2 separate regions of the Mus musculus genome follow, and region 1 is linked to region 2. The links are chromatin loops, found by intact Hi-C in ENCODE. Cell type or tissue: heart. All regions are shown on one strand. Each heading gives the region's core, and the rest is flanking DNA. Links, peaks and the distances in the headings are about the cores only. Region 1 overlaps Spidr (scaffolding protein involved in DNA repair). Region 2 holds the start of Cebpd (CCAAT/enhancer binding protein (C/EBP), delta).

What was found. Hi-C counts contacts between places; a loop is a spot of excess contacts. Peaks named below come from ENCODE experiments on the same cell type or tissue, not always from the same donor. Only the 100,000 strongest peaks of a DNase experiment are listed, where the experiment ranks them.
Region 1: it touches region 2 in a loop (7-fold over the local background); 3 of 42 quality-filtered maps call a loop at or near these places.

What each region holds. Positions count from the first base shown.
Region 1 is chr16:15,977,105-15,993,491 of GRCm38, reverse strand. The region is part of intron 8 of Spidr (scaffolding protein involved in DNA repair); the gene reads left to right. Among named protein-coding and RNA genes, the nearest start is that of Cebpd, 98 kb to the right of the region's middle. In heart, for the core only: no CTCF peak of the experiment used is centred there; DNase peaks (open chromatin) are centred at 8,401 and 8,941.
Region 2 is chr16:15,879,488-15,895,874 of GRCm38, reverse strand. Cebpd (CCAAT/enhancer binding protein (C/EBP), delta) reads right to left here and starts at 8,589. Exons shown (of 1, transcript NM_007679.4): 1 at 6,330-8,589. The coding sequence starts at 8,550. The coding sequence ends at 7,744. It overlaps Spidr (scaffolding protein involved in DNA repair), which reads left to right. Exons shown (of 20, transcript NM_146068.4): 18 at 235-349; 19 at 679-732; 20 at 6,090-6,651. The coding sequence ends at 6,245. In heart, for the core only: CTCF peaks have their summits at 6,682, 7,723, 8,289 and 9,224 (motif pointing left); DNase peaks (open chromatin) are centred at 5,774, 6,134, 7,774, 8,604 and 2 weaker places; H3K4me3 peaks cover 2,731 bases; H3K27ac peaks cover 1,926 bases; H3K27me3 peaks cover 711 bases.

The sequences.
Region 1 (16,387 bases), core at 5,161-13,160, 97 kb before region 2:
CCCTGCCAAGGTGTCCCCCTAAGAAATCACACCATGGAACAGATCTCATATAAAGGGGGTTTATTTGAGGGAAGGAATGGGAGTCCCTGTTGGCAGTCCTTCTGGGCTCTACCCCATAGTTACCTGGCAACAGTCAGGTATGCCTGACAGTATAAAAGGGGCTGCTTGCCCCCTCACTCTATTGCTCTTCCTCTCTTCCCCTCTTCCTTCTCTGTCCCTTCTCTCCCCATTCCCTCCCCACATGTTCTCCTTCCCCTTATCTCTCCCCTCATCCCCTCTCCTCCCCTCTTCATGTCCTAAATAAACTGTATTGTATAGTATACCTCTGACTGGTACCTCAGGGGGTAGGGATATCTCAGCATGGGCCTGCAGAGGCACCCATTCCCCCACACCATATGGTGCCTCCACCAAACATACTCCTGGCATCTTGTTCTGTTTTATAAAACACAACAGTCCAGGCCTAAAGAATGGGTAGAGTTAGGCAGAGGACGGCAGAACCATGAAGTCAGAGAAGAAGGGACAGAGAAGGACAGAAAAGTGAAGAAAGGGAGACACACACACACATACATACACACATACATACACACACACACACACACACACATACACACATACACAGAGGATGGGGGGTGGGGCAGAGATGATACACATGGGAACAGAGAGAAAGAACTGGGGTAGTGAGCAGTCCTTTTTATAGACTGCATGCCCCTGGCCTAGGCAGGTGATGACATAAGCCATTGCTAGGTCCCTGGGAGCTAACAGGCACAAATGTATATGTGTATGTGCATATGCAGCTAGATGCCCTATATTATTAATGTTGGAGGCCATACGAAGTCACTCTTCTACTTTATTATTGAGACTAAGTCACACCCAGAGCTTGCTGATGAAGTTAGTCATGATGATAGCTTGTAGGTTGCTCACTAAATAGGCACACACACAAAAAATGGCATGTGTTCCTTCCAACACCCTTTCTTCCTCTTTTCTTTTTCCTCATGCACTACCTTCTTCTTTTCCTTTTTCTTTCCTCTTTCCTTTCTTCTATGCAAAGTTTGTTGCTGTTGTTTTTCACTTTGAAAGAAGTTCTGTCCCTTGCTTTGATCATGGCCAGCACTAAAACACAGCACAGAGGTTCTCTGTGTGATTTAATGAAGGCCTTAGCTATCTCTTCTCGGGGGTTTAGCTGAAGGCCAGAGCTTCCCAAAAGGCCTGACTGGGAAGGAGTGGAATGCAGCTCTGACATCACAGCCTCAGCTCCTGGGAATGCTTTGCATTCTTCTTCCTGGCAGTGGTGTAGTGGCTTCCAGCAAGGAAGGAGTACAGTTCCAAAAAGAAAGAAAAGGGGGGAGAGAAAGAGAGAGGCAGAAGAAGAGAGAGAACTGGTTATAATGAAACTATTGTTGTTTGAGAGGTATTTTTATTCTAAACCAAATTAGTAATTGCAACCAGATGTCTTAGATTTTGAAGCTCCTGAAACACTGAGTTTATTAATTACTTTAATAGCTGAACTGTCAGGGTTTTTGCTTGAAAAATCTTGAAACTTTTTAAGATTTAAGGGGACTGGTTTACAATATCTCTGTAGTTTGATTGGTTGTGGTTTCTGTAATGGTCTTCATCTGTTGAAAGAGTTTATTTGATGTGGGGTGATTTTTCACACAGTAACAACAATTAACGAAAAAAAGAGCAAAGAGGGTATATGGGAACGTTTGGAGGGAGAAGGGGAGAATTATACATTATGTATAATCTCGAAAAATAAAAAATACACACACGTATATGTTTGTGCATATGTAGGGGAGGGGGAGAGGGGAGAGAGAGGGACTGCTGAGAGTGATAGAGTGATAATGCACACCTTTAATTGAAGCGCTGCTGTGGGGTGTGGCAGAGACGGGCAGATCGCTAAGCCTGGTTTATATAGCACGTACTAGTCTTGCCAAGGCTATATAGTGAGACCTTTCCCACCACACACAAACAGAGACAGAGAGAAACAGAGAGAGACAGAGACAGAGACAGGGAGACAAAGAGAGGCAGAGAGAGAGAGAAAGATAGAAAATAATTAAGGAAAAAGCATCTTTCCTGCTGTGCATCAAGAACCCTGATGAACTGAGCTGTAGACAGTATGCAAGCAGTTTTGAAGCTTGTTAATCTGAAAAGTTACTTTTGAAACAAAACTGCAATCTACTAGTGAATTTTGTGCTGTTTGGCTGTCCACTGGGAGAAGAAAACCATTCTACTGTCTGCTGTAGAGTATTTGTCCTTAGGGGATTGGGTTCCCAGTGTCATTTCTGGTCCTTAATCTAGTGTTCCAAGTAGACACCCAAAACAACATTAAGACGTTAAAGAGCCTGGTGCAGCCTGTGCATGTAGGCAGCTCCTGAACAGAGACACGAAACAGAGTGTCACTTCCTGACTTAAACTTTAAACTCAAGTTGTCTTTTTCCTGTCTCCTACTTTCTAAAAAGCTGTGTATAAGTTTAGATACTCTCAACTTGTTTTTCTGCATTTTAGAAATAAAATATTAAGCCCTTTAAAAATATGCTGCATAGTTCCCTTTGACTATCACATAAACAATAATTCTCAAGTTAGGTATAAACCCATTTGAGTACTTCCTGTTGTACAGAGGCTGAGTCACTAGTAAAAGTTGTCAGAAATGTGGAAAAGTGCATGCCAGTAATGTCATGTATCCTCATCCATTGGCAGCATGGCTTTTGGAGATTTTCTTAGAGTTCTTGGCTAAACAAAACAAAATATGTGGTTCTAATTCTGTTTTATTTTTGGAAGTAAGGGTGGGTGTAGAGGACAGACTATTGCTTGAGATGGGTTTTCTGTTAGTTTAAAATTGGCCAAAGTTGCTAGGCATGTGTTTAAGTGTATACTTTTGTATAGTTCATTAGGATTTGGTCAACAAGTTTTTTTATTTTTTTGTTAGAAATAAAATATTTTCATACAATATATTATGATCACAGTTTTTCCTCTCTCAAGTTTTTCCAGCTTCTCCCCTCCTTCCTACCTACCTAGCTCCATAGCATCTTTCTCTTTAAGAAACAAACAGGCAAACAAAACAGTTTAAAATAATAAACAACAAAGAGAAAGCACAAAACATAAGCATACACACAAAAATATTTAAAAAGCTATAAAATACAAAATTGGAAATCATAATGTATGATCAAAAGACCAATCAGACAGAAAGTGTCCAAAGTAGTGAGACAGAAAGTTTACAGAAACACCATTGGGTTTCCTGTGTGGTGGCCATCTACTGCTGGACATGGGGCCTGCCCTTATATGTGGTTAATATCCCCAGTGATATGCTATTGGAGAAAACTAGTTTTTCTTTGCATGTGGACATCAGTAGGAGACAGCTTCTTAGGTAGGGATGAGTAATTGTATCCACTTCCTGCTCTCAGTGCTGGCACCACATGTGATTTGAACCTGTGCAGGCCCTGTGCATTATACCACAGTCTGGGTCTTCAAATGTGCATTAGTCCTATTGTGTCCACAGACTTGGTTTCCTCAGTGTCATCCATCTGCTCTGGCTCTGAGAACCTTTCCACCTCCTCTTCACCATAGCTCCCTGAGCTTTGTCATGGGGAGAAGGGTGGCTGGTTAAAGACATTCTGTTTAGGACTAGCTGTTTCAAAGTCTCTTACTCTCTCTGTCTTACATAACAACACAACTGTTGTTCTCTTCTCCTTTGTACCCCATGGGTGACCTACCTGACTACTCAGACTGGTGTGCTGGCTCCTGCCTCTAAGTGCAAGTCATATCTTTGCTTGTATATAAAGGGTAGGTCTCATTGCACCTTCTGCCATAATACCTAGAAAGGCCTGACTCTAATACCAATTTCCTAAATTGCCAGAACCTGAAAGTATTGATAAGTTTGTCATTCAGCTGGTAGGAGAGTGGATTCAAATCCATGCTATGTGTTCTTTGGCTGGGATTCTGGAGCTATTGAGTTGCTGGTTGGAAGTAATTTGAATAGAATATGCCCAAAGAGATAAAAATTTAGAAATTTAGTCTAATGGGGAAGTTGTAAGAAACATGTGACAGGTATACAGCTTCTTAAAAGGAAAAACAAATATGAATGAAGTTTTGGAGGGTTGAGGGTGCAAGGAATGGGCCGATTATGATCAGGATGTTGTGTGTAGGGAATATAAACTCTCTAGAGTTCTCTTCCTAAAGAGACGCCAAAACAAATAACCCAGATGGTGATGGTTATTTTAATTAAAATAAAACCCATGTGTACTTGTGTTGTAATGTATACATGTGTTTTCATGTGAAGGTGGAGGTCAAAGGTCAGGGTCGGCATGAGTTCATTAGTCACTTTCCACCTTGTTTTGTTTTCTGTTTTTGTTTTAAACAGTCTCTTCACTGAATCTGAAGCTCATCATTTCTGCTATGCTGGCTGGTCAAGTTCTTCATTTCTATAGCTCTCCAGCCCTTTCCACCTTGTTTGGCTTTTTACATTAGTACTGGAATATGAAATTAACTGTGCTGGCATGTTTACTAGACAGGTACTTTACCACTTAAGCCATGCCCCCAGCCACTGCAGTCACTTTATATAGGTGGAAATCTTGTCATTAGAGTGGGGAGTGTTCTGTGTTAAGGATGAGTGTTCCTAGTTAGTAAGAATGGAAAAGAATTGGATCCTGAAGGATGGACCTGTTACTCCAGTTGTACGCTTTCCTGCACCACTTGTGCTTCATGACTATCTACCCTTTTTCCTCGAATCTGGGAGCAAATAAATCCACTTATTTTCTCCTCTTGGTTGAAAGTTTGGCTAGATTCAATGTGGAAATATAAAAAGGACATCTTCACATGATAGCTGTTCTAGTGACCCTGGGCTAATGACTACTCCTGCTATGTTGATTAATATATAAGTGTATTCACAAAGAAAACAAATCACTGACGTAAGGAAAGTAGCTTAACTTGTAAAGTGCTTGCCTAGCATGAATGAATCCCTGAGTTTTATCTTCAGTACTGAATAAACTTAGTATAGTGGCACATGCCTATGATCCCACACTCAGTAGGAAAAGGTAGAAGGATTAGAAATTCCAGGTCTTAGGAACAAAGGAGTTTGGGACCAACCCCTGATTCAAACAATAAAGCTAAATAACACTGTGTTGAGTGCATTCAGTATTCAGTATTGTTTGATTATTTAAAAAGAGGACTAGGAATGCATGAGCCCAGTACTCAACATGAATAAATGTCTAAACAAATAAGCAAATAAAAGTTAAGTGAGTAAGATAGAGTTCAGCAGTGGTGGCACATGCTTGTCGTCATAGCTGTGGGAAGGGGAGGCTGAAACACCAGGATATTAGGGTCATCCACCTCTACTATTCCACTAGATGTTTGTGTAACTAAGTTATTTTTAGAAATGTCAGTTATGATGTAGATGAGTTGATACTTGAATAATGTTGCAGGGAAAATGGGAATATCAGAGAAAGCCTAGCACATGCTTACACTAAAATATTATCCGTTTGTAAGTCACGCATTAACATATAACTATGCATCTTGTATTTTATTTAAATCTCACAACTTTACACTTAAAGCTAGCATATGTAAAATATTACAATCAGAGTTGTTATAGTCAGGGTTCCATTTTGTGAGTTTTTAATCTTGTTGATAAAAGAATTTAAAGACAACATCAGAACAAAGAAGATCATTTTATTAAAATTTTGGAGAAAGACAATAGGTCTTACAATTTTAATTCTTGGTAATTGCTAAGAGGAAAGAAATGCTTAAGAGAGAAAGATAAAATTCATTTTTACAATAGAAATAAATCTTGTTAGTCTTCATGGATTAGATTAGATTTAATTTTGTAAGTACCTTTACGAGTTTGATTATTTGTTTATTATCAACTTGGTACAAGCTAGAGTTGTCTGGGTATAGGGAATGTCAATTGAGAAAATGTCTCCATTAGATTGGCCTGTAGGTGATTCTGTCGGACATTCTGTTAAAGATTGATGTGTGGGGTCATAGGTCAAATAATTTAATCCCTGTGGTCTGAAATAACTCTGGAATTGGTGAGAGAATGCTCCCACAATTCCCACTATGCCTTTGGGTCCTGTTTCTCACTAAATTGTGAGATTGAGCAGAACAGGATACTAATACTCTCTAGAAAGCTTGTGAGTCCTGATCCTGACCTGCCAGAAAACTTAGTTCTTAGTGACTAAGGTAACTCTCAGTTCCCAAACTGTTGTTTCCTATTGATTTGGCTTTCAGATGTATTCTCCATGATGAAAACAACATTATCACCAAGCCTAAAAAGAAAAATTAAACTTGACTTTGTTTAACTTACTAGGCAATTTATATCAATTTTTGGAAAGTGTGACTAATAGCAATTTGACCTTTAACCCCATGCCTAATAAATCCATTTTGGAAAAGATAAAAAGCAACCAGATGTGCTCTATGTATAAGCTTTTGTTCAAAACTAGTGTAAATGATTTTTGGGTGTCTCAACGACCAAAATTGAAGTCCAAAAGTAATAAATACATAGGGCTAAGAAGGCAGTCAATATATTGACCCTTGCCTCTAGGCCAGATAGGTTTCAATGGATAGATAACAGGACATCTCTCAACAGACCCTGTAGTTCTGCTAAATGACCTTTCTATTGATCAAAGAGGATGTAAAGACTCAGAGGCAAGCCAGTAACTAATGCACATTTTGCAGAGTCAGCAGTGGGAAATGAAATCAATTCTTCCTAGCAAATCAACATGATCAGCAAGTGTCTGACCTGTCCTACCAGATGGTATAACTAGTAAAGTCTATAGGAGGATGGAACTCCCTAAAAGAAAGTTGGAGGAGGAACTCAGAGCAGGAACTGAAGCAGAGGCAATGAAGGAGAAGTGCTTATTGGCTTGTTCCTGTAGGCTTGCTTAGCAGTCTTTTTATACAACAACCTATGTGTTCAGGACCCACAGTCTCCTTGATTAGTAGGAATCAAATTTTATTCTTTTCTTTGTTTAAATTTGGTAAAAGAATGAATAAGTCTTTTAGATATGGCAGTGATGTCCTTTTTTTAAAGATGTGGACTGGTTAGGAGGAAACCCAAAGAGAAAGAGCCACTTACTCTGACCACAGTGTGTTGGAAGTTTATAACCATGGGGGAAGTCTGAGAGAGCCAGTTGGTCCCTTATGTAAAATAACTTCCTCAAAGCCTGAAAACCCCACAGTCAGGTCTGGTTTATATAACTCCTTGCTCTGATTTTTAAAAATGAATAAATAAAAAAATAAGAAAAAATAGACCTTGTTATATGGCAATAGGACACCCAGGAAACATACATATGTATAGCCACCATTTTTAATAAAATGCATTTAAATGAGATTAGTATAAATATAAGAGTCTTAAGTACTTATGAAGCAAGAGAAAGTGGCCTGGGGTATACAGCCCGAAATGAGGAAAGAGCCTGTAGTTTATCACAGCAATATATACACAGAAGGAAACTGTAAGTAGTAAGGAATGGAGAGTTTTAGCATCTTGACCCAAAGGAGTAGAGTCCATATCTTCCCACTATGAAGGTGAAGGAAATCTATTTGTAACTAGGAACATCAAATGATCTCATTTTGGCTTTTTCCTCAGCTCCTAGGTCTTTAGTTTTCCACGATGCTTTTGTGCTCACAAAAGAACTGGGAGGGATCAGGAAGTGTGTCCAACATGAATTTGCACTACTGCGTTGGGAGCACATGGAGGCACTAAGGGAGAGAAAGCATATTATGATGTGGATACTATAACCTACCTTAGGATGAAGTGGGCTGAGACTGGACAGTATTAGCTGAGCAGTCAAGTCCTTCAGAAATGAAGTTGTTAAAAACCGTTAATCTTGGTTTTAATAGCTCAGCAAGTTATGGGGCACTTCTGTCCAATTAGAAATTCAAACGCCTGGGGATTTAGGGCGTGTGTTCAACTGAGAGCACAGTACAGATAGTGCAAGGCACTGCCTGTACTCTCCATTTTGGTTAGAAACAGAAGGTGAAGTCCAAAGGTCATTATAACTGAGTGTCCATCCTCTGTGGCCTTCAAGCCTGATAATACTTGATAATGTATCATGATATAATTAAGACATACTCTGTCCTCCCACACCTAAGTCTTTCAGTTTGTAAAAACTGTTCATCATTTCTCCTATTGTTTCCTCACATACATATACAGTTTAATATGTTTGTAACTGACTTTTAGCTTACTGATTTATGTGCTAGACCAAAGTCCCTCTTGGCTTCTATAATTACAGCATCATTTTGGGAAGGCTGGCCATAGGCAGCTGGCATAAGTCCAGACCTCTCTTGAGGCCCTTTGCAGAACTAGAGGCCAGCAACATTTGTACATATGTGCATCTTCTTGAAGTTGTTTGATAGCCTTGGCCAACTCTGGAGGCACAAGAAACCGGCATAGGAACCAACTGGCACAGTTATGATGTGGTTGAGCCAAAGTATGTGGCTGTCCAAGTTCTCTCAGGGCCTCAGCATTTTCATACTAACTTATCAGTGGTCGAGAGAACAAGAGGGGAATTGAAAGTTGGCATGAAGTCAGAGTGAACTCAGAGATTAGAAGGGAGTTGGTAGAATGATTGATGAGCTCTTATTATTCAACAATCAGTAACCAAGAGAGAGAGAGAGAGAGAGAGAGAGAGAGAGAGAGAGAGGAGAAAAAAAAAAACGAACAGAAGTGACAAGGCTACAAGGCTACAGCTCTCTACCAAAAGGTGGTAGTTGTTGGAATTCAGATATCTCTTGCAATTTCTGAGTATAATGTAATGAATGAAGATTAGTCTCTGTGGGAACATTTTTAAGAAGGAAACTTTACTATGCAAAGAATTTTATGAAAGGTATAAAGGCCACAGTGTGAATTGAGGATGACACACCCTGTTTTGAATTGGATTTCCTGCTAGCTGTGATCAGAGGCATTCTTCCCGGACTAGGGTGAATTCAGTTCCAGTGTTTACTTGTAAAACTGAATTCAGTCATTGTGTTTGTACTTTGGCGTCCTGCCTGCAATTAAAAGTACAGAGCAGACTTCAGTTAGTTACCCTCTATGATTTTGTGTCCTTTATAAAGAGGAGGGAGAGGAGAGGGGAAAACCCAAGAGGTGACTGAGTTCATTTACATACAGTGCCAGTGGGCAGCTGCTGGCTGCCTGTGGTCACATGATTCTGTGGAGGATTCTGATATTCCACTTACTGGAATTGGGAGTGGGACAGAGAACACTCCCCTTTAATACTTCCAGTTTTGTCATAGCTGAATTATTACTTGCTTCTATGTTATTAATAAATGCAGATGAAAACTTTTTTTGGATATTTTATTTTTTTTACATTTCAAATATTATCCCCTTTCCCAGTTTCTCCTTTGGAAACCCCCTGTCTCATCCTCCCTCCTCCTACTTCTATGAGGTTGCTCCCACACCCACCCACCCACTCTTGCCTCCCTGCCCTGGCATTCCCCTACACTGGAGTATCCAGCCTTCCCAGGACCAAAGGCCTCTCCTCCCATTGATGTTCAACAAGGCCAGCAGATGAAATTTAGGATACTTCCTTTTCCTTGTTCTTTTTAAACTCTTGTGTATGTAAAAACGAACTTCTAAAAGGAGAGGTTACAGGCCCTGTTGTAGAGCCTGGTGGGCCTGTCTCTCAGTTACTTTAGAGGGAACACAAGCAACGGACACAATTGATTAAAGTTATGGGGATTATCTATGGGATGGACTTCTCCTCTCTAGAGTCATAGAAACCAGAAAAGTCTCTGTTCTTTGTAGTTTGATGGTTATATGAAGATACCTGGCAACTACTATAGAAGATGGATCTGAATGGATTGTTTTTCCAGTGCCTATGAAAGCAAGTCAGCCCTCACACCCTAAGAGGTAGTATATTGAATGATTTCCTTGATTCAAATTTATAGCCTCTGGATTTGGAAAAGACAGAGAAAAGGACTGGTCTTTGGGGGCCTGTTCCCAGAATTTACTATCTCACACTAAAGATGAAGAGGTCAGCTCAGGACCTTTGGAAAATTCCCCTTTCCCCTCCTAGAAGAGCGAGGACAGAGAGCCTATAGGCACCTCTCTCCTCCAGAAGCAAGAGGCTGATTACATTCTTCAAAAAGAACACAGGCGGGACCAACCATTGGCCATCCGAAGATAAGGAAAGCCTTTGCTACCTCATTCCCTAAGGACCAGTTTAAAAGTCACACTGTTCTGCCAATCACATTGTGCCTAGTGACTGTTGCCCAATATACCCCTGAAAATTGTATAAAACCTGGCTGAACAGGCAGTCCAGGGTCACTGCCTCTCCTTCAGGTGCAGGACGACCCCAGCACTATGGAACAATAAATTCCTCTTGCTTTTGCGTCGATCCCCAGCTCCGTGTGGTTCATTGAGAGGGTCCCTGGTTGCTAAGGTTCATCAAAGTCTTATAAAAAAAAAAATCTCGAGGGCTGAAATAAGGAGCAGTGGACTGTCTGTGTCTTATATGTCATGAATTGTACTTCTTTTTACTCCAGTTTGTCTCTGCCAGACACTCTCCCTCTCCCACTGAAATCCTTCTTCTCAGCAAGGCTTCATCCTAATTTCATGTATTTTTTTTTTTTTTGTGTGTGTGTGTGAACCACTGAGGTAAATTAGGGTTGCCTATATTAGCATGGGTGAGAGAGAATATTTACTGGAGCATGGGCAGTTTATCAGTGGTTATACTACTGAAGAAAATGGCACTCCAGCCTTCACAGCAAGCAATAACACATCCATGATGAAATATTGACTTTCAGTCTACAATCTTGTACAGTTCTTATTTCAGTAACCTCAGCTGTAGTGAGCTCTCTTAGGTGCAAAGTCTTGCACTTAACATTTTTTTATGTTTTTTTTTTTAATTTTATATCTTGGATGGAAGAACAAACTCATTTGTGCCACAGCACACATATGGAGGTCAGAGTATAATTTTTCATGTGTGTCCCAGGAATCAAATGCAGGTTATCCAATTTGGTGACAAATACCTACTGAACCATGTTGCCAGATCCCATCAGAGCATTTTGAGGCCAGAGATCCCACAGTTACTTCCAACATTGGAGTGGCTATCAAGTAGGTATAGAAAATCACAAACTTCTATAAGCAATCATGGTATGAAAACTTAAACTAATTGTCACATTACTGGAGACCTAGAATAAACAAAGCTCAAAAAAGGAAATACTCCAAAGATCACAGACCTGGGAAGAGAGGTACATTTATTGGAGTTTTAGCTCTAGGAACCCTAATTGCTTTTCACAATCAACACCTGAGGACATGCTTCTTCTTTCTTCCACAATGATCCCTGAGCCTTGGCAAGAAGAGGTGTATTTTAGATGTACCATTTAGGGCCGAGAACTCCAGACTCTTATTCTCTGCCCCTGTACTACTTGTGGGACTCTGTTAAACACCATCTACTATTGAAAAACAAAGCTGCTTGGATGAGATTTGAGAGATGCACACACAGCACACAGGTGTAGCAATACGTTATTTGGCGGTGCTTTAGGAGAGTTAGAGCAGTAGGTTATTCCCTAGTGCCTATGACCTTTCTAGCCACAGGTTCTTGGCCTCGATATGGTGGAGCAGGCCTTTAATCCGATTTTTTTAAAAAGTAATTTTTTTATTCCCGTGACATTGGTGCAACTGTCGGAACAGTGGACATGCCTCGCCAGGCCTATAATTACAGTAGCTTTCAAGGTTCTCAGCTGTAAGTCAGATGACCGTTGATATACTATGGCAGCATGCACAGCACCTGCCAGCATTATGAAAGGCAGCTGTTAGGAGTAAAGGAACTTCTGCATCAGGACTAAGTTGAATTCTTTGTGCTTCAGCAACTAGGTCTTGTAGTCACGGTCTGGAGGATAACCAAGTGCAGTGGTAAAAGTTTGCAGTGTTTGAGTGATCATTGGGATTTCACTGGCTAACACCTTTGAAAGACTTACTGAACTTTCATTTCTTAACCTGTGGTATCTAGCATTGTTGACCTTTATAAGTTAACTCTATTTAAACAATAGATGTATGGGTTGTATTGAAGGAATTTTCTGCACTAGTAGTTTTTCATATTTTTGTTCAGAAGTTCTTTAGTCTTAGTTATCTCTCTCCATATTTTTTACTCTTCCCTGTTCTTATCTCCCAAAGTTAATCCTCTTTCTCTTTGTTCTCGAACCTTGAGAGCCCTCCAGGGTTCATTCCTAATTATGGAGCTTCTGTAGGTATTCCAGTTGAAACACATCTAGAGATTCAAAGGCAACATCCACAAAAGAACTAGGATTTCCAAAATAATCTTGAACAATTAAAAAAAAAATTTAAGTATCACTATCTCAAATTTCAAATTACTACAAAGCTATTGTAATAAAAATAGCATAGTGCTGGCATAAAAACCAACATTGGCTAGTGGAATAGAATTGAAGACTCGGGCTTGGTGGTGCATGCCTTTAATCCCAGCACTCAGGAGGCAGAGGCAGGCAGATTTCTGAGTTTGAGGCCAGCCTGGTCTGCAAAGTGAGTTCCAGGACAGCCAGGGCTATACAGAGAAATCCTGTCTCAAAAAAACAAAAAACAAAAAACAAAAAACAAAAAAAACCAAATTGAAGACCCACATATAAGCCTGTATTTTTTAGGGAAGAGATGGGGGCATAGGGTGAGGGAAGAGCTATAAGCCTGTATTTTTACAGACACAATTTTTGACAAAGATGCCATCAGTACATTAGAGAAAAGACAACCTCTTCAACAAATAGTGCTGCTCAAATTGTATAGCTACATGTAGAAAAGTGAAACTAGATTCTTACCTCATTCCATGCAAAAAAAAAACTAAACTCCAAATAGACTTAGGACGTCAGTATAAAACTTAGTCCCCAGAACCTGATCGAGCAGAGTAGGGAAGTTACAGACACAGGAAAAATCTTTCTGAACAGAATACCTGATAGCGCAGGCATTAAGATCAACAAATAGTAACTGGACCTCATGAAATTTAAGCTTCAGTACATCAAAGGAGACCATCATTCGGGGGGAGGAAGCAGCCTACAAAATGAGGGTTACTATCTATAATATACAAAGAACACTGAACATCAAGAAAACAAATAGGCCAAAATAAATACTTATAAAATATAACCTCTCACACTCCTATGTTTGAACCCCGGCTGGTAGCTGTTAGGGAATTGTGGGACCTTTGGGAGTAGAGCCTAGCTGGAAGAAGTGTATTAGTGGAAAGGTAGAGTTTTAATTATATGCTGGCACCACCTCTAGTGCCATCTATCAGAGTTCTGTTTCACCAAGATGTGAGGATGTGAAGAATGTCAGGGACAAACTTATTTCACCGTAATTATATCCTCAACTTATGAGTCAGAGTAAGTTATTGCTTTCTTTAACTTGCATCTTATATTTGGTTACAGCAATGAGGAAAATAGTTAATTGATACCAAGTTAACAGTTAAACAATACTAAGACATGAGGGCTTTGTTATAGAAAACCTGGCTGTATGGTTCATATACTGCATTGTGCCATTTATTTTGTGCCATGATTACTATTCTTGGCTCTTCGACAAATACACAGTGAGAGAGAGCTGAGCGACATGAAAAATTTATGGTTTATCAGTGAAAGGAACAAGAACAAGTTTAAAGGTACAAAGCATGTGTAATAAAGAATCTAAAACTTGCACACTTTATACTTGGACAGAAAGTATACCTTAGGGGCAAACTCCTTCCTATCCAGGTATCTAGGATATAAAAATACAAATTCCTTTTAAAAGAGAATTCTTGGAAAGATAGAACCCCCAGGATACCTGCTGGAGACCAAGGATGCTGGGCTGTATCTCATGCTGGCAGTGGACCTTTGTGCTTTCCCTGTGCTGCTAGTTATGCAGATATGTGGAATGTTAGCTTTTCAAGATAATGAATACAAGCCCTAGAATTTTCCAGCATGTTGTTGCTTTGAATTCCTGATATATAAAGGCCCTATATGTTAGTGCATAAAGCTCTGGAGATATAGCCTATGTTGTAGCAAAGACCCCAAGATATTTAAGAAACCAGACTTTCATTGAGAACATGATATTTGAGACCAGTGCTTTCGAAAAGACACATATTCAGAGGTATGACATCTACTTTCTACCCATTCAAGACTGGGCCCAGAATAGAGAAAGTCGGTGGAATTTCGGTGTCAGAACTAGTAAAACCTGGAATGAGTTCTCTGGCTTGATCTTCTTTCATCCTGACTCATCTTTAGGAACCATCTTCCTTCCTTTCTCAGACAATTAAAGAAGAACTAACAGATCTCCATATCCAGGTCCTACCAGGAGTGAGCTGGTCTCCCAAGAGAGCTGACACACCTGAGAGCACAGGTGAGACCAGCACTTCTGCTCAATATCCTGGCATAAGAGTGACCTGCCCAGAGCCATAGGGACACAGGAACCAAAGAACAACTGGGAACGGGATCCTTCTGATTTATATATGTGCCCCAGAACTGACCCTGTGCCACAGCTCTCTGTACCCAGATCCCACCAAATAGCCCTGTTAAAAAATGGGGAAGACTGGTTAGTTCATATTGTTGTTCCACCTATTGGGTTGCAGACCCCTTCAGCTCTTTGGGTGCTTTCTCTAGCTCCTCCATTGGGGCCCCTGTGTTCCAACCAATAGATGACTGTGAGCATCCACTTCTGTAATTGCCATGCACTGGCATAGCCTCACACGAGACAGCGATATCAGGGTCCTTTCAGAGAAATCTTGCTGGCATATGCAATAGTGTCTGGGTTTGGTGGCTGATTATGGGATAGATCCCCAGGTGGGGTAGTCTCTGGATGGTCCATCCTTTCGTCTTAGCTCCAAACTGTGTCTCTGTACTCCTTCCATAGGTATTTTGTTCCCTATTCTAAGGAGGAATGAAGTATCCACACGTTGGTCTTCCTTCTTCTTGATTTTCTTGTAGGACAACAATGTGAACTAATAGCCCCAGAGCTCGTGTCTCTAGCTGCATATGTAGCAGAAGATGGCCTAGTCGGCCATCATTGGGAAGAGAGGCCCCTTGGTCTTGCAATTTTATAGCCCCAGTACAGGGGAACGCAAGGGCCAAGAAGTGGGAGTGGGTGGGTAGGGGAGCAGGGCCGGGGGAGGGTACAGGGAACGTTCAGGATAGCATTTGAAATGTAAATAAGGAAAATATCTAATTAAAAAAATGGGGAAGAGAGCTAAACAGAGAACTCTCAACTTAGGAAACTGAGAAGCACCTAAAGAAATGTTCAATATCCTTAGTCATGAGGAAAATGCAAATCAAAACAACCCTGAGATTCCACCTCACACCAGTCAGAATGGCTAGGACCAAAAACTCAAGTGACAGCTTATGTTGTCAAGGATATGGAGGAAGAGGAACACACCTCCATTGCTGGTGGGATTGCAAACTGGTACAACCACTCTGGAACTCAATCTAGAGATTCCTCAGAAAACTGGAAATACATTTACCTGAAGACCCAGCTATACCATTCTTGGGCATATAACCAAAAGATGACCTACCATGCCACAGGGGCATGTGCTCCACTATGTTCATAGCAGCCTTATCTGTGATAGCCAGAAGCTGGAAACAACCCAGGTGTCCCATAACAGAAGGATGGATATAGAAAATGTGGTTCAAGCTGGGTGGTGGTGGCACATGCCTTTAATCCCAGCACTCGGGAGGCAGAGGCAGGTGGATTTCTGAGTTCGAGGCCAGCCTGGTCTACAAAGTGAGTTCCAGGACAGCCAGGGCTATACAGAGAAACCGTGTCTCGAAAAATTAAAAAAAAAAAAAAAAAAAGAAAATGTGGTTCATTTGCACAATGGAATACTGCTCAGCTATTATGAACGAGGACATCCTGACTTTTGCAGGCAAATGGATGGAACTAGAAAATATCTTCTTGTTGAGGTAATTCAGATCCAAAATGACATGTATGGTATGTACTCACTAAAAAATGGATATTAGCCAAAATGTACAGAATAGCCAGGATACAATCCACAGAACTCAAAAAAGTTAACAAGCAAAAGGGTCCAAATGAGGATGCCTCAATCCCACTTGGGAGAGAGAAAAAAGCAATCAGAGGAGGCAGAGGGAGGAAGGGCCCTGAGTGTGAGAGGGAAGGGAGAGGGGGAAAGGGAGAACATTATCAGGTATTGTAATTGGAAACAGGATTGAAGCTCTGAGGGCAGCAGAATGAATGGAAACATGCAACCTAGGGAGGTAGGAGGTGGGGTGACCCTCTAGAATGTACCAGAGACCTGGGAAGTGAGAGACTCTCAGTACTCAAAGGGAGGGGCCTTAGATGAAATGGGCAACACTAGGGAGAGGGAACTTGTGGAGTCCACGTCCACTAGAAAGACGGGGCATCAAGTAGATGGATGGATTTGCCATCCCATAGTCAATAACTCTGACCCAGATTGTTCCTGTCTAAAAGAACTAC
Region 2 (16,387 bases), core at 4,971-12,970:
CCCATATTCCTCATGAATAATGCCTCTGTGTACCCAAGGCCCGCCCTCAGCAGCCTCCAACTGCTAAGCCATCAGAAGAATCCCAGTTCCTGGCTGCTTTTGACTGATTCCAACAATCTAATTCTGACAGCAAAATTTCTCTCACTGAATGTTTAGAGAACACTCTTTGCTGTAGAACTCTTCTGATACCTATCTCCCTGGTTGCTTATATCCCTATGTGCCTTCTCACAACAGAGGCACCTTCTCCTGTGGGGACTGTTCCCAACTGGTCCTGTCACCTCTTCAAGAGAGGCACCTGCATGTCTTTCTGGACTGTCCCACGAGACCTGAGAGTACTGTGAAGGTCAAGGTAGGAAAAGGAGCCTGGAGCTCATGTTTGTGGTCAGGAAAGATGAGGCTGCAGTGGGGCTACTGGTGTGCTTGTTCTTTTGTTCACCTGTGGCAAAGTGTGTGAGCCAGTTAGATGTGGAAAGAGCTCCTTGGTTCTTGGGAGAAGCAGGGGGTCGCCTACCCCAGTTTGTCTATACAGTGTCCTGCTTAACTTAAGCCTCCAAGACTTGTTCTCTACAGAGGAGGCCGACAGCTTAGATTCAGTGTTCGTCTTCAGATAGGAATACCTTAGGTGAGTACTTGTCATTTAGTGGAATATCACTGAGCCCTTCTTTCCTGTTGCTGCAGCTATTGGAGAGCAGTATTTCTTTACTTCTGATGTCTGCTGCCTCTGAGGATGGGGTGAGTACAGGGCCCAGCCTGAGTGTGCCCTTTGTTCTTGAATCTGTGTGAGGTTGTCCCTGAAGGAAGACCCCATTGCTGTATCTGTTCATTAAAACAGATCCTATCATAACACCACAAGTCACTTATGTGTTAAAACATATCCACTTTGACACTGCCACTCACCCATGTACAACAGCAGGGCCAGAGACGTTCCTCTCTGGAAATTAAAGATGCTGAAAATCTTCCTTCTTGGCTTCTGATATAGTCATACAGCCCGGTGGCCAGAGTCCTTTCTCATGCTTCCCAGTCACAAAACAAAATTGCTAAAGACATACTTTTTATTACATTTATTTATTTGTTTATTTGTATATTTATTAATGAGTGTGTGTGTGTGTGTGTGTGTGTGTGTGTGTGTGTGTGTGTGTGTATCAGTATGTACATGCCATAATACACAAGTAGATGTTTGAGAACAACTTGTAGGAATCAGGTCTCTCTTGCCCTGTGGGTCCCAGAGGTTGATTGGACTCAGGTCATCAGGCCTGATGACCAGCAAGCACCTGTACACGCCAAGCCATCTTACTGGCCCTGTGGCACACTTTTTAGTTTTTACTGAGGGTCTGGACTCTGAATGCCTGAATTATTATTGTTATTTCTCAGAGCTTTGGTCTTACATACCTTGAAAATTACTATAGCAAAACTTAGTAAACTGTGGCATGTGTCTCCAAGAAAAGAATTCTGAAAGTTGATCCTTAGAGCAGTACTTCTGTCCTTTGAAATGGCACTTACCTGGTAAAAGTCACTTAAGGACACTGCAGGGGGCTGGGTGTGTAGCTCAGTGGATGGAGCACCTGACTAACATGCACCAGGCCTCAGACCAAAAGTTCAAGATCACTCTTAACTACATAGCTGGTTTGAAGCTAGCAGCCCTTGGCTACATGAGACGCTGTCTGTAAATAAATGCACTGTAGGTAGCTCATGGAATCAATAACCCCAAACTAATGCTAAGGCTGTCAGAGATGAAGCTGGAAACTGCATAAATAAGCTGTAAGGGTTATTGGTCTGAGCTGTGGTTCTCAGCCCTGACTTCACACGGTGCCACAGTTTCTGTCCCCCTGGTACAAAGCACACCAGCTTTAAAGCTCTTTGGTGGCCTTGACCTCTGACCTGGCACTTTCACCTGAGCTGTGGCTGACACTATCACTGTTTCTGAATAGAAGAGTCATGCTTTGACACCAAGTTAGAAGACACAGAAGTTGGTACTTTCTTATTATGTAAAAGCCTTTAGTTACCATGGCCTAAGAACCAAGCCCATTGCATTGCTGACACATGGTCCTCACTGTCGCCATCTCCATGAGGGACTCAACACAAAGGCATCTCACCAAGGTAGCTTTATCTCTGCCGAAAGGAACAGTTGGTAGTTGGAATCAGGGAATTAAAGAACTCACAGTATTTAAAGGCAGGCAGGGAGCAGTGTCTGTTGGCTGACATAAGCTAAGAGAACGGGTGACGTTGGACCAGACACTGGTGAGCCAGAGCTTTTCAGTGTGACATATGTGCTCAGGTGGATGCTTTAAAAAGGTGGATGGGGGTAGGGGGGTGGGGAGGGGGCTGGAGATGGGTAAGAGCACCGAATGCTCTTTCAAAGGCTCTGAGTTCAATTCCCAGCAACCACATGGTGGCTCACAACCATCTGTAATGGGATCTGATGCCCTCTTCTGTTGTGTTTGAAGAGAGCAATGGTGTACTTATTTATATACATAAAATAAATAAATCTTTAAAAAAGAAAAAAAAAAAAGGTGGGTCGGGTTTTCTACGAACACATACTCTGTGGAGACAGTTGGGGGAAAGCATGGGGAGTCCTGCTTGGATGAATAACAAAATGAACCCAACCTCCCTACATAAGCAAACTTAAGACTCACAGCCATCAACAGCCACACTCTGATCCATGTGCATAGAGGCTGGTATCTGCCTTCTGACTCAGTGGCCACCACAGCACTGATGGGGCCTCTGTAGATAATGTCTCTATGGGGACCTGGACACCAGGAACACTGGCAGAAATCCTCCCTCCTTTCATTCCTGTTGGCTGAGGTATCTTGTTTCTGCAACACACTTAACTTCTTCAACCAGAATGCTCTGGTTACTGAAAACCTGTTGATCGAGCTTTAAAAAGGCATGTGAGCATGTATTCCTATGTGTAGAAGTACAGGTGTGCATGTACCCGTATATGAGCCTCCTTGGACACTGGCTGTACTGTGTGTGTGTGTGTGTGTGTGTGTGTGTATGTATGCATGTGTGTGTCTTTGTGCAGGAGTGCATGCACTTCTATATGAGGAATCTACTTGGACACTGGCTGTACATACATATACATTTACCTTACATACATGTGCACAGATATTAAGTAAAATGACAAAGGGAGGTCATAGCTGTTGGTGTCACCTTTGTAGGTGCTCTAGTTTCCTAGTCCACACTAGTGGGACAAAGGAGCCATCCAAGCTTGGAGCACAGTTTAGCAAGCTCTCTACACTGCCCTTACCTCTGTTAACAGTAACTACAAGCAGGACTTTCCCTCTGACCTGGGGTGGAGCCTAACAGAAGATAGCAGTCAAAGGCCTATGTGCAGACACAGCAGCAAGTCACACACTCTGGATCTGTGGGTCTTCTGGGTGAGAATTCACATCCACAAAATCCAGAGAATCAAATTAGGGGTCTCCATAAAAACCATACTCCATTCCTGGAGCAAATATGCTGTTTCTGGTTGAGATAACTTGGTATTAAAATGTATGTGTTTACTTTGGCCACACTGTGAATGTAAAAGCAATGGGATTAACTGTTGTTCTTGCTGTTTCTTACTGGTTACATTACAGTGATGTAGGGTTGAAATCTGTTCCTTCAACTTTCAGAAAAGGCACACATATATTGTATCAAAAAAAAAAAAAAAGAAAAGAAAAGAAAAAAGAAAAAAAGGCCAGGCATGGTGGCACACGCCTTTAATCCCAGCACTTGGGAGGCAGAAGCAGGCTGATTTCTGATTTTGAGGCCAGCCTGGTCTACAGAGTGAGTTCCAGGACAGCCAGGGCTATACAGAGAAACCCTATCTCGAAAAAACCAAAATAATAATAATAATAAATAAAAAAAAATAGACATGGGGTAGCTCAGCAGAATAGTCATTGCCTGGCATGCAGAAAAATTTGGGTTTTACCCCATCACTCAGTTTTTCTCAACAAGACATGAGATTAAATAAATACTTAAAATCAGACAGTCACATTTTCATATATGTAGATACCTATTCATATGGACAGTGCATGGATTGCTGGTATTGATGTTTTAAATTCACCATGTTGATTTTTTTATTTGTTTGTTTTTGTTTTTTGGGGTTTTTTTTGTTTTTGGTTTTTTGAGACAGGGTTTCTCTGTGTAGCCCTGGCTGTCCTGGAACTCACTCTGTAGACCAGGCTGGCCTCGAACTCAGAAATCCGCCTGCCTCTGCCGCCTGAGTGCTGGGATTAAAGGCGTGCGCCACCATGCCTGGCCACATGTTGATTTATGAGTATAAAACATCCATATGATTTATGAGTATAAAACATGGGTTTAAGGTCCACTCCTAGGTGATAGAGCTAAACCTAACATTTTACAATGAAAGGATTTTTCACAGATGTTTATGAAATCCCAATTACATACTTTTAAGCTGGGTGTGGTATCTCACACCTATAACCCCAGCACCTGAGGGGTAAGGCAGGAGAATCAGGAACTCAAGGTTGTCCTCAGCTATATAGCAAGCTTTAGGTTAGCCTGAGCTACATCCCATGGGAGCTTGACTCAAAAGAAACGAAAAAAATCCATCCTCTTTCCAGAGAAGACCATGGGGATGCTGGGATCATCGCTTTCGTGCTTACACAGCATTGGTTAAGGAAAATAGTAAGAGGCACTGAAGTTCTTAGCTGTCCCTCCTCTGTCGTTCTCCTGCCAATTCTCCTAATGATGACCTGGTCCTAGCACTCTCTCCAGATCTCACTGTCAAGCAAACTGTGAGCTTGCCATTCACACAGTGAACCTGCAGAGAAGCACCTGCGAAGTATCCAGTCTTCCTCTCTGGACCAGCAGTTCTCATTTTTCCATGAGGCTATTGAACCACAGTGTAGACCTTGTTTATTTGCAAAGTATTAAGTAAGCTACGTTGGAAAATCGAGTCAGTATATGTCATGCTCACATCCCAACTGATCCTGACGATGACTCTGCAAAACAAAGCACCCAGCACACTCCACACAGGCATTCTCTATACAGTCCACTCTGGGCTTCATTGGCATGGTTCATCTCTGCCCCACTGGGCATCAACTGGTACCCTCAAGACAAGGCTGTAGCCACAGAAGCCTGCCCAGCCAGGGCTGTTGGCCCAACTTCCTCACAGGCCCTGACTGGGCTGGCCAACTTTCCTAACTGAGCTTAAGACATCTCTATGTCCCTTCCACTGCACTATGTCCCAGACCTAAATTTGAGAACATAGTCGGTACGTCTAGCCCAGACCTGGGATCAAACTCTGGTCACGGGTAGATACCCTAGGAACCCAAAGCTGTGCTAGCTACATTCTCTGCCCTCTCCAGCTGTCCAGCTCCTTGGCCGTAGCTGACCTGAGTTCCTTGTCAGCTGCCCCGTCCAGAGGACAGGCTATAGTGCCCATTGCAGTCCTCTCTAGGCTGGCCATCACTTCTGCAGTCTCCTCAAATTTGCATTTTTATTTTTAGCCCTACACTCACTGAAAATACTCTGCAGTTAGATCCATAAAAGCCTAGCCAGGGCACAGCCACACCAGGGACAGATGCTGCTGCCCAGTACCTGTGTCTGTGTCTGGAGGTGAAAATCTCCCAAGATTAACTATGTGGATAAAACCTCCAGTCACATTACTAGAGCACAAACAGAAATGTTTACCCCAATGTAACTCAAGAAGAAATGGAATCTAATTGAAGAGGGAAGTCTGGGGCAAGCACCAGGAAATCCTTTGGCCACAAGTGTTGCTAGATTGGGGAAGTGTCCCCAAAGGAAGTGGGAGACATATGCAAGCCAAAAGCCCAGCCCCCATGGAAGAGCAGTACTTCCTCTGCATATTGTCTTCCAAATCCTGTCCTAGGCCAGTTTATCCAGGCAGCCACTAAAAACTGCCAGACTCAATTATCATAATAAAGTAGTTTATTTTGCTCTGATAAAGGGGATTTTTATAATCCACATACCCCAACTCCCACCCCAAAGCCTTTTCCGTTGGAAGGAAGGCTGCAGCTTATGAAAGGAAGGACCTTTGTCCTGGCTGTGGCATCGTTGTTGGGAACAAAATGTCCAGGAACCCAGGGCTGTTTGCTTTAACCAGAATGCTTCTATCACTGCAGAGTTATGAAGTGGAGAGCGTCCTTGGGAAGGAGATGGGACCTTTACTCTGCTTTGTCCAGTCCATCACTACACAGCAGAGCAGCTGTGTCGTCACCCTGGAAGAGATTGAGCTGCTGAGTACAGAGGGAGCCACTGCTGCTCAGCCTCCTCCCTGACATCTGTGCGCTTGGCAAGGGGCTGTGTGTTAACTCAGTGTTTCTGTTTTTAAATTTAGTGGGTTTCTTTTCTTTCTTTTTTCTGGTAAAGAGATTAATAGGATAGTTTTAAATTAAAAATCAAGATACCTCTAATACACATTTTTTTAAACTTTACCTTCCTACAAGTTTGATAACATGTTTCTTTGAGTGTTTCTCATGTCTTCTGTGTCTTCATTTTGCAGCTACTTGGGCTTAGGAAATGTGCTTTGTTGTAGCTTTAAAGTAGTTACAATTTATCAATATTATATATGTTTTTTCTTTGCAGTATCTAATATTCTCTGCTAGATTGTTCTGTAAAGCTTCAGCCAGTATCTCATATTGAAATATTACTGTTCTGTTACAATAAATAAATGTCCAACCTAAACACTTTGTGGTTTTAGTGTTCTGGGAGCTGCCAGAGGTGGCACTGTCACCCATACAATGTTGGGTGTGAGGAGAGCTGTATAAAAGAGAAATTTCTGTACCTTACTCCACTGCCCACCTGTCAGAGACCCTGAAGAACTGCAGAGGGCAAAGATCACAGACTCACAGCAGTCCACAAGCCTGCACTTTGGGCAGGGATTTGAATTACAAACAAAGCTATGTATTTAGACCCTGGAGGGTTTGTGTTTTCTGTACAACAGGCCGTGCAGATCAGGGAAGGGGTTGGAACAACCAGTATCTTAGTAGAAAGGCACATAGCTTTGGGGGGGGGGGGGGTTAAGCCCGCAAACATTACAATTACTGGCTTTTGGGGCTGCCCTTTTTATATACTAGGATATTAATTTGTACTGGTACACATTTTTAAATCTACACGTTGTCCCTAGATTGAGGAAAGTAGAGGCAACGAGGAATCAAGTTTCAGACTCCCAGCTCTCTTCCACCCCCTCACCCTTCGGCAACCACCTAAAAGTTAGGCCAACTGTTCTCCGCCCCAGGTCAGCCTACTCTGGGATCACACACATGAATTAGTCATGCTTTCCCGTGTTCCTTCCGCGGGCAATAGAGACCGCGAGGAAACGCGTCCATCTCCTTACCCCGTGTGGGCAACGCACCTGGTCGGGTGGCTCCCAGGTGCTTGCTTTTCCCTGGTGAAGTCTCAGTATGTTGTGTGCGGGAGAGAATGAACATAGGAAGCTGCAGCGATTTAAATGCTTCTTTATTCTTACAAATACTGTAAAAATGAATATAAAAAGCATGCGCAGTCTCTTCCTCTTATCTACAAAAGTCTGTCGGAAATGTCTTTTCTACAAATGTACCTTAGCTGCAATGGTAATAAGACGTAGAAAATGCTACCATTATAAAAAATAATTTAAGGGGAAAGATTAATATAGCTTCTCTCGCAGTCCAGTGCCCAAGCTGCAGCTTCCTGTCGCTCGCAGGTCCCAAAGAAACTAGCGATTCGGGCGGCGTCTGCTCCCCGCTGTCGGGGTCTGAGGTATAGGTCGTTCAGAGTCTCAAAGGCCCACGCCGCGCGTTACCGGCAGTCGGCGCCGGTGGGCGGCAGGAAAGGCGGGCTGGGCAGTTTTTTGAAGAACTGCCGGAGGCCAGCCAGGTCCCGGGTGAGCTGCTCCACGCGCTGATGCAGCTTCTCGTTCTCGGCCGACAACTCCACCAGCTTCTGCTGCATCTCCTGGTTGCGGCGCTTGGCCTTGTCGCGGCTCTTGCGCACAGCGATGTTGTTGCGCTCGCGCCGCTGCCGGTACTCCGGGCTGCCGCGGTCCGGACCCCTCTTGCCCGCGCCCTTTTCTCGGACTGTGCCGGGCGCGAGGCTCGGCCCCGGGCTGCCTCGAGGAGGCTCCGGCGAAGTGGGTGGAGTGGGCTGAGCCGCGGCCGCCAAGCTCACCACTGTCTGCGCGCACACCGCCACTTGCGCCGGCAGCAGGGAGCCCGGCGCGTCGCCGTCGCCCCAGTCGGGTTCGCGCTTGAGCGGCCCCCTAGCGACAGACCCCACACCCGGGGGTCGCGTAGGGCCGCCCTGCAGCAGCTCCAGGCCGCCCGCGCCGGCCGCTTTGTGGTTGCTGTTGAAGAGGTCGGCGAAGAGTTCGTCGTGGCACAGCTCTAGGGTGGGCACGGCGGCCATGGAGTCAATGTAGGCGCTGAAGTCGATGGCGCTCTCGTCGTCGTACATGGCAGGAGTCGTGGAGCCCAGCTCCCCCAGATCCCCTGGCTCGGGCCCTCGGCCGGGCTTGTCCACCCTGCCTGGCTCGTAGAAGGCCGCGGGTTCTGTGGGCCAGGGTGTGCCGCGCACCGGGCTGTCCAGGCTGAAAAGCGCGGCGCTCATGGCGGCGTCGGCCGGACCTGGCGTCCAAGTTGGGCTGTCACCTCGCCGGGCCGGACCGCCGCCTTTTCTAGCCCCAGCTGACGCGCACGCCCCGCCCCGGCCCCAGTGGGTCGGAGACCGGAGCGGGGAGGGACTGGGGTGCTGCTGGGAACGACCCGCCCTCTGCCCGCACTCCTTGCCTTCCCTCCTTCCTGTTTGTGCGGTTTGGACCTACTTAGCCGTCCAAGCCTGGAGCGAAATGAAAATCTGGATTTGGCCCCGACACGCGCAAAGCAGGACGCCTTCAGACATAGCAAAGGCGGAACAGGGATCAAGGCTCCGCAGCTCGAGTCCTGGCACCTCCGCCACGAGACCAGAACTAGTGAACCGTGGTTCGCGGACCCGGGCCTCAGCCTCCGGCGGTCCAGAGTGAGCGCAGCCAGTGGGAGCCTCCTGAAATTCGAACCCTCTCCAGCTACACCTCTCGGAGTGCCCAGGCCCAGCTGCCGTCGAGGTTAGGTTCAGCAACAGAGCCTGATAGACGGACAGATCAACCGGGCTCCCCGCTGACCACAAAGCCAACGGAAGAGTGATGGCCACCCTAACCGCGGTGCGTTTCTCCGCACCTGACAGCGGATCTTGGGTGCTCTGGCATTTCTTCTTGGTTATTAAAGCTGTGCCACCTGGTGGTAGCATAGCATCTTGCTGTTTCTTTTTCTTGCAAATTGTACCCAAAAGGGATATTATTCTGAAATTGTGGCTTGCTGAGAGAAAGCTAAGATTTACATCAGTACTCACAAAGAGGTGTTAAGTTGCCAGCTCTTCAAAATTCGTGAAAAGATGAAGAGAAATTTCAACCCCAGCTACTCAAACCTGATAGGCTAGGTGGGTAGTTGAACCCCAGGAGTTCAAGTGCCTGATGGCCTGTCTCAAGCAAAAGTCAAGAAAATCATCTGTCCAAATTCAGATGTGTCCCTCATATCCCTCCCCTAATTCATTCCGATTCACCAGGTGTTCTGACAACAAACATCAGCTGATTTACACAGAGCAGCCTAGCTCCTACCTTCAGTTCCTGAGGAAAATCCTAATGAGGGGCTGTGGAATATTTAATGGCTTTTTTTGGAAAAAAAAGGTAAACACAGCCTTGGAATTTCATAATGATCAGTGATGTTTATAAATGGCATATGATGTTGCTATTGTAACTAATTGCCTCTGGGGTTAAAGCCAGCGCACATGTGATATGCATGCACAGGAAAACCCTAGGAGACGTTCGTGGTTCTTAGCCCTGGATGCCATAGAAGCATGATTAGAGAACACGTGTTTATCCCTCAGAGAGACCACATTCCGAGGCTGTTTTCAGTGAGACAACATGCTTGTTTTGATACCTGGGTCCACTCACTACGTTTATGAAAAGTTGTGTTTACAAGACAGCGGGGCCAATTAGAATGTCTCAGAAGGACAGGCTACCGTGGCCACTATTGGGCCGCACCTGAAAGCTCTGTGTATTCAGAAACCCGCCAACCAGTGCGTACTTTTCAATTTTCCAGAAATGGAGAAAGGCAACATGACAGAACAACAAAGCATGAATATAGTGTGACATTTGAGAGCTGTTAAAGTTTAGCCCCTGTGACAGTCATTTGTGATCCTTTCATGACTGTTCCCACACACTGTGCCAATCTCAAGGACCTTTCCTAGCACCGTGGGTGGCAACAAAATGACTTAACCATGTAGGCCTAAAAGCAGCCACCAATAGAGAAAGTGTTCAAGCTCAACATAAAAATTAAACTAATTATATAAAATAATTTCCTAAACTATAAATTGAGTTAATCTATAATTTTATAGATGAAATGTACTCAAGATGAATGTGAACACTTCCCATGCCTTATTCCTGTGAGAAATACATCATTTTTAGCTCTTCTCAGCACACCTGCCAAAAGCCTTCTGGCTAGAATCCTTGAGACCCTCTCCTTGTCCTCAGCAATGTCACATATGGAACATATTGGAGGTTCCAATGACACCCAGTCTATGTGGACATTCTGGAAACCTTGGTATTTAAAAGTTCAGGAGCCTAGCAGTGTTGATATGTCTTAGAGTCACAGAGCACTGTCAGACTTGGAAGATCAGTCTGGTCACACCAACCAATCTCCCTGAGGTCCTGCTTGTGCATTTCACTCCATACAAGAACAGTTCTCTAGATGGGATACTCAAATATGTATAAATACTCTAAAAACATTTCCTGATAGCTCTAGGTAAAATGAAATATGAAATCAAGCTTGAAGAGAAGTAAAACTTCCTAGCATTCAAGAAGTGAAGGCAGGAGGATTATGGATTTGAAGCCAGCTTGAGCTACATATTGAGGCTATATATCAAGAAAAGAACGTTGTAATAAATGGCGGTTCGAATGAGAATGGTCCCAGAGGCTCATATGTTTGAATTCTTAATCCCCAGTTGGTGGAACTGTTTGGGGACTATTAAGAGGTGTGGCTTTGTTAGAAGGGGTGCATCACTACAGGCTAGCTTTGAGGTTTCAAAAGGCTGGGACCATTCCCAACATCTCTCCCTGTCTCCTACTTGCAGTTTAAGATGTGAGCTTTCAGCTATTCTTGCTGACATGCTTTTGCTCAATCATCGTGAACTTTAACCATTTGGAACCATACAGCCAATCATACTGTTTCTTTTGTAAGTTGCTTTGGTCAGACTGCTGCCAAGAAAGCAGGTGGGCTGACTGCACATCTTTCCCTCTCCTTCTGCTCCTCCAGATCCAATTCCCCAGTCCCACCCCCAGCTCAGCAGTAGAGCACCTGGTGCTGTCTCCCTTTTGTCTGTGACCTCATCCCCCATGGATCACAAAGATCTTCTCTTCCAAACTTCCAACTTATCCCATTATCCCACCTTCCAACAGCAGCAAGCATCCCCTCTAAACACAGAAGCTGAACAGACCAGGGAGTCAGGTAAGCTTACTGAAGACTTTCACCACTTCCTCTCCAAACTCAGTGCCCTAGCTACGTCCCTATTTCTGTCACAGAACACCTGTGACAGCCTTCCCTTCTCCCCTACCCATACCTCCTGTGGATCCCACAGACCTCATCCTCCTCCCCTCCCCACCCCCTTCTTCTCCTTCTTCCCGCCCGCCCTCCATACATTGCTTTATCTCAGCACCCAACTCTAGCATATATTCCACACTAAACCACAGGCAACCTCTGCCAGGGAAGTAGAGAAGCTGACTACAGATCTTCACTTCTTCTGTTTCTCCTGATCCAATCCCCCAGGATCATGTCTGGCTCTCCAGCAGACCTTCTGGGGTAAGCTCCTTTCACTCTCTGTCCCCATTCAAGGGAACACTGGTGAAACACTCGTTTTCCTCCCTCCTGTGGACCCCCTCAAGTCCCAACCCATCCCCATACATACCTAAGTGTCAGCTCCCAGTACCCACAGACACATTTTGCCTGGTACCACCAGTGGCCACATCTATCACATCAACAGAAAATCTATAGACAGCACACTCCAAAAAATCATTGAAGAAACAAACCAAGGAACCCAAAACCCTCTGAGGAAAAACAAAACCAGATCTCATCACTAGAACTGTAAACTCCCTAATGCCAGAGGCCTAGATGCCAGCATGAAAATGTCTCCATTAGAGCACAACAAACCTAACACAGTGAGTGCTGTATATCCCTACATAGGTTAAGCACAAGGAAAAGATCTTAAAAAACAGCCTTTGTGAATATGATAGAGCTCATTTTTAAAAGAAATGAATAAATTCCATAAATCTAGGAAAACACAAATAGTGGAAGGAAATGAGTTTTTACTGTTCAAGACCTGAACATGGAAATAGTATCAATAAAGAAAACACAAACTCAGGGAATTTTAGAGAAATTGTGTCCTATAAATTTGGGTATATTGTGTATTCATTCCTAGTCTAGACTGTCTTAAATTGATTTCTATTCATTTAAAAATGATTTATATAGGAATTAGGAATTTGATCAAAAACAACAGAAGCAAGCTTCACAAACAGAATACAACAGATGGAAGAGAGAATCATAGGTATTAAAGATATGATAGAAGAAATGGATATATCATCAAAGAACATATTAAATCTAAAAAACTCCTGGTACAAAAGATCCAGGAAATCTAGGACACTATAAAAAGACAAAAATCTAAGAATAGAGGAGAGAAAAGAAACCCAGATCAAAATCCCAGAAAAATATTTTCAACAAAATCATAGAAGAAAAATTCCCTAACATTAAGGAGATGCCTATAAAAGTACAAGAGGTATGCAGAACACCAAACAGATTGGACCAGAAAAGAAATCTCCACAGGACATAATAATCAAAACCCTAACTGTACAAACCAAGAAAAAAGAATATTCATATTTATTTTACAAAATAAAAGTAAATAAATCATTTTGAATTAATAGAAATCAATTTAAGACATTCTAGACTAGGAATGAATACACAATATGCCCAAATTTATGGGACACAATGAAAGCAGTTCTAAGATGCAAGTGCATACATTAATAAACTTGGAGAGATCTCATACAAGCAATTTAACAGCTCAACTGAAAACTCTAGAACTCACAGAAGAAATTACACTCAAAAGGAATATACAGCAAGAAATAATCAAACTTGAGACTGAAATCAATAAAATAGAAACTGAACTACAATATAAAGAATCAATGAAGAAATATTTGGTTCTTGAGGAAATCAATAAGATAAACAAACCTATATCCAAATTAGCTAAAAGGTAGAGAGATAATATCCAAATTAATAACATTAGAAATGAAAAAGGAAATATAACAACAAATACTGAGGAAATTCAGAAAATCATAAGTATATCCATTAAAAAATCTATACTTCACCAAATTGGAAAATCTAAAAGAAATAGATAGTTTTCTCCATAGGTAATTTAGTTTACTAAAGTTAAATCAAGATCAGATAAGTCTTTTAAACAGACCTATAACCCCCAGTGAATGAAATAGAAGCATTTATTCAACATCTCCCAACCAAAGAGAGAGAGAATTACAGACTGATTTCCCTATTAAAATAGATGCAAAAATAATAAAATGCTTGAACACTGAATCTAAAAACACATGAAAAGATCATCCACCATGATTAAGTAGACTTCATTCCAGAGATGCAGGGATGTTTCAACATAAATCAATAAATGTCATATACCATATAGACAAACTGAAAGAGAAAAAACCCCACAGAATTATCTCATTAGATGAAGAAAAAGCCTTTGACAAAACCCAACACTCCTTCATGGAAAAAAAAAAAAATCCTGAAGAGATTAAGGTTACAACCGACTTATCTAAGCACAGTAAAGGCAGTTTACAGCAAGCCCATAGAGACATCAACTTAATGGAAAGAAACTCAGGACAATTCCACAAAAATCAAGAATAAGATAGGCTGTTCACTTCTCCATATACATTCAATATAGGATTTAAAATTCTACCATCCACTAGAGGGCTACTATCCAAAATATATCAAGAACTCAAGAAACTAGATATCTAAAAACTGAATAATCCAATAAAAAATGTGTACAGATCTAAACAGACAATTTTCCAGAGAAGAAACTCGGAATGTCTGCAAAACATTTATTCAACATCCTTAGCCATCAGGGAAATGTAAATCAAATTACTCTGAAATTCCACCTTACACCTGTCAGAATGGCTGAGATCAATAATACAAGTGACAGCTCATGCTAGCCAGGATGTAGAGTAAAGGGAACAGTCCTCCATTGCTGATGGGAGTGCAAACTTGTACAACTGCTATGGGAATCAGTTCTTAGAAAAATGGGAGTCAATCTACCTAAAGACCCAACTCTACCGCTCTTGGGCATATACCGAAAGGACGCTTGCACCACAAAACACTTGCTCAACTATGCTCACTGCTGCTTGATTCACAATAACTAGAAATTGGAAAGAACATAGATGTCCCTTAGAAGATTAGATAAAGAAAAAGTGGTTCATTTACACAAAAGTATTATTCAACTGTTTAAAAATCAAGGCCATGAAATTTGTAGGCAAATGGAAGAAACAAGGAAAGAAACCATCCGGAACCAGGTAACCCAGATCTAGAATAGTTATGGTAAGTATTGGTTTATATGTGGATATTACCTGGTGAGAAAATGATAAGCAAGCTACAATCTATAAACCTAGAGCAGTTAGGTATAAAGGATGGGAATGGGGTGACACATAGGTCTCCTTGGGAGGGGAAAATAGATTTTGTGGGTCTGAACCAGGTCCTCTTTATATATATTATGGCTTTCAGTTTAGTATTCTTATGAATTCCTGTGTGAAGAAGGTGGTTTCTGATTCTTATACCTTCCCTTGGGCGCTTTTACTTGTTTGCTTGCCTTGTACTGGATCAGGAGGATCAGGTGCTGAGGGGAGAGCTGAGGGGAGATGGTGTTGAGGCAGGGGGGGTGGGGAATACAGGGGGAAACATAGAACCGAGGGGCATTTGAGCATGATGGAAACCTAGTACAGTGGAAACATCCTAAAATACATGAAAGTGATCCAAATGAAATCACCAAATAACTAGGGAGACAGAGTCCCCACTGGTCATCTCTTGTCACCAAAAAAGCTTCCAGTACTGGAACTGGGTTACATCCAATTAAGTTCTTAGCCAAAAGAGTCCTATAGAAATCTTCAGACAGCCCAGGTTGATGCCAAGACAAACTAACAGCAAGGCCTCATTGCTGAAGACAACACCTACTCAACTCATTGAACATGGAGAGGTTAAGCTGGTACCTTCAAAGAACCTTCACCTGTATGTTTTAGGGTCTGTGACACGAACACATACTCTGCAGGCTACCAAAAGATAAACATGCCAACTCAGCCACACACCTTACTTCTACAATACTGTCCTGCTGCAAATATGCTAGGGCAATAGTGGCTCAAAGCTTGCGTGAATAGCCAACCAATGTCTGATTTGACTTAAGGCCCGCTCCATGAAATGGAATCTACACTTAGCTCCGATGACCAAGAAGTAGAACTAAACGGCCCAGACACCTAGAGTAAAAGCAAATACTACTGGTCTTTAAAAATAGGTAGTGAATTGACTCCCAATATCTCTATACTTATAGATCAAGGCCTTCTATTCAGCTATCATCAGACAGGTTTTCTCCGCAGCAGATAGGAACAAATACAGAGATCCATAACCAAATATCTCTCTCACACACACACACAGAGATAGACAGACAGACAGACAGACAGACAGACACAGACAGACACAGACACAGAGAGACAGAGAGAGACAGAGACACAGAGAGACAGGGACAGAGACAGACAGAGTACAGAGAAACAGAGAGAGATCTTGAAACCCTCATATCTAAATGGGATGTCTCTGAAATACCTCCCCTTAAAGCTCAGGGAACATGAAGGAAAATGAGGCAGAAAAAAAGTTAAGAGCCAGAGGAGATGGCGAATACCAGGAAAACAAGGCCCTCTAAATCAACTAAGTAAAGGTCCTATGAACTCACAGAGACTGAGCAACAGGACAGGGCATACATGGGTCTTCACCAGGTCCTCTTCATATATAATATAGCTTTCAGTTAGTGTACTTTTGGGATTTCTGAGTGTGTGACCAACATAGTTTCTGATTCATGTGCCTTCTCTTGGGCTCTTTCCCTTCTGCTGTTTTGCCTTGTCCGACTTTAATGAGATGGAGTTTGTTTTACCATATTTTATTTTGTTATGTTTTGCTTTTATCTCTTAGAAGTCTGTTCTTTCCTAAAGGACCAAGATGGGAGGAGTAGATGGGATGTGAGGGGGGCTGGAAGGAGTAGAGGGAGGGAAAAAAGTGTAATCAGGATATATTGTATGTATAAAGAATCTATTCAAAAGGTAAAGAAA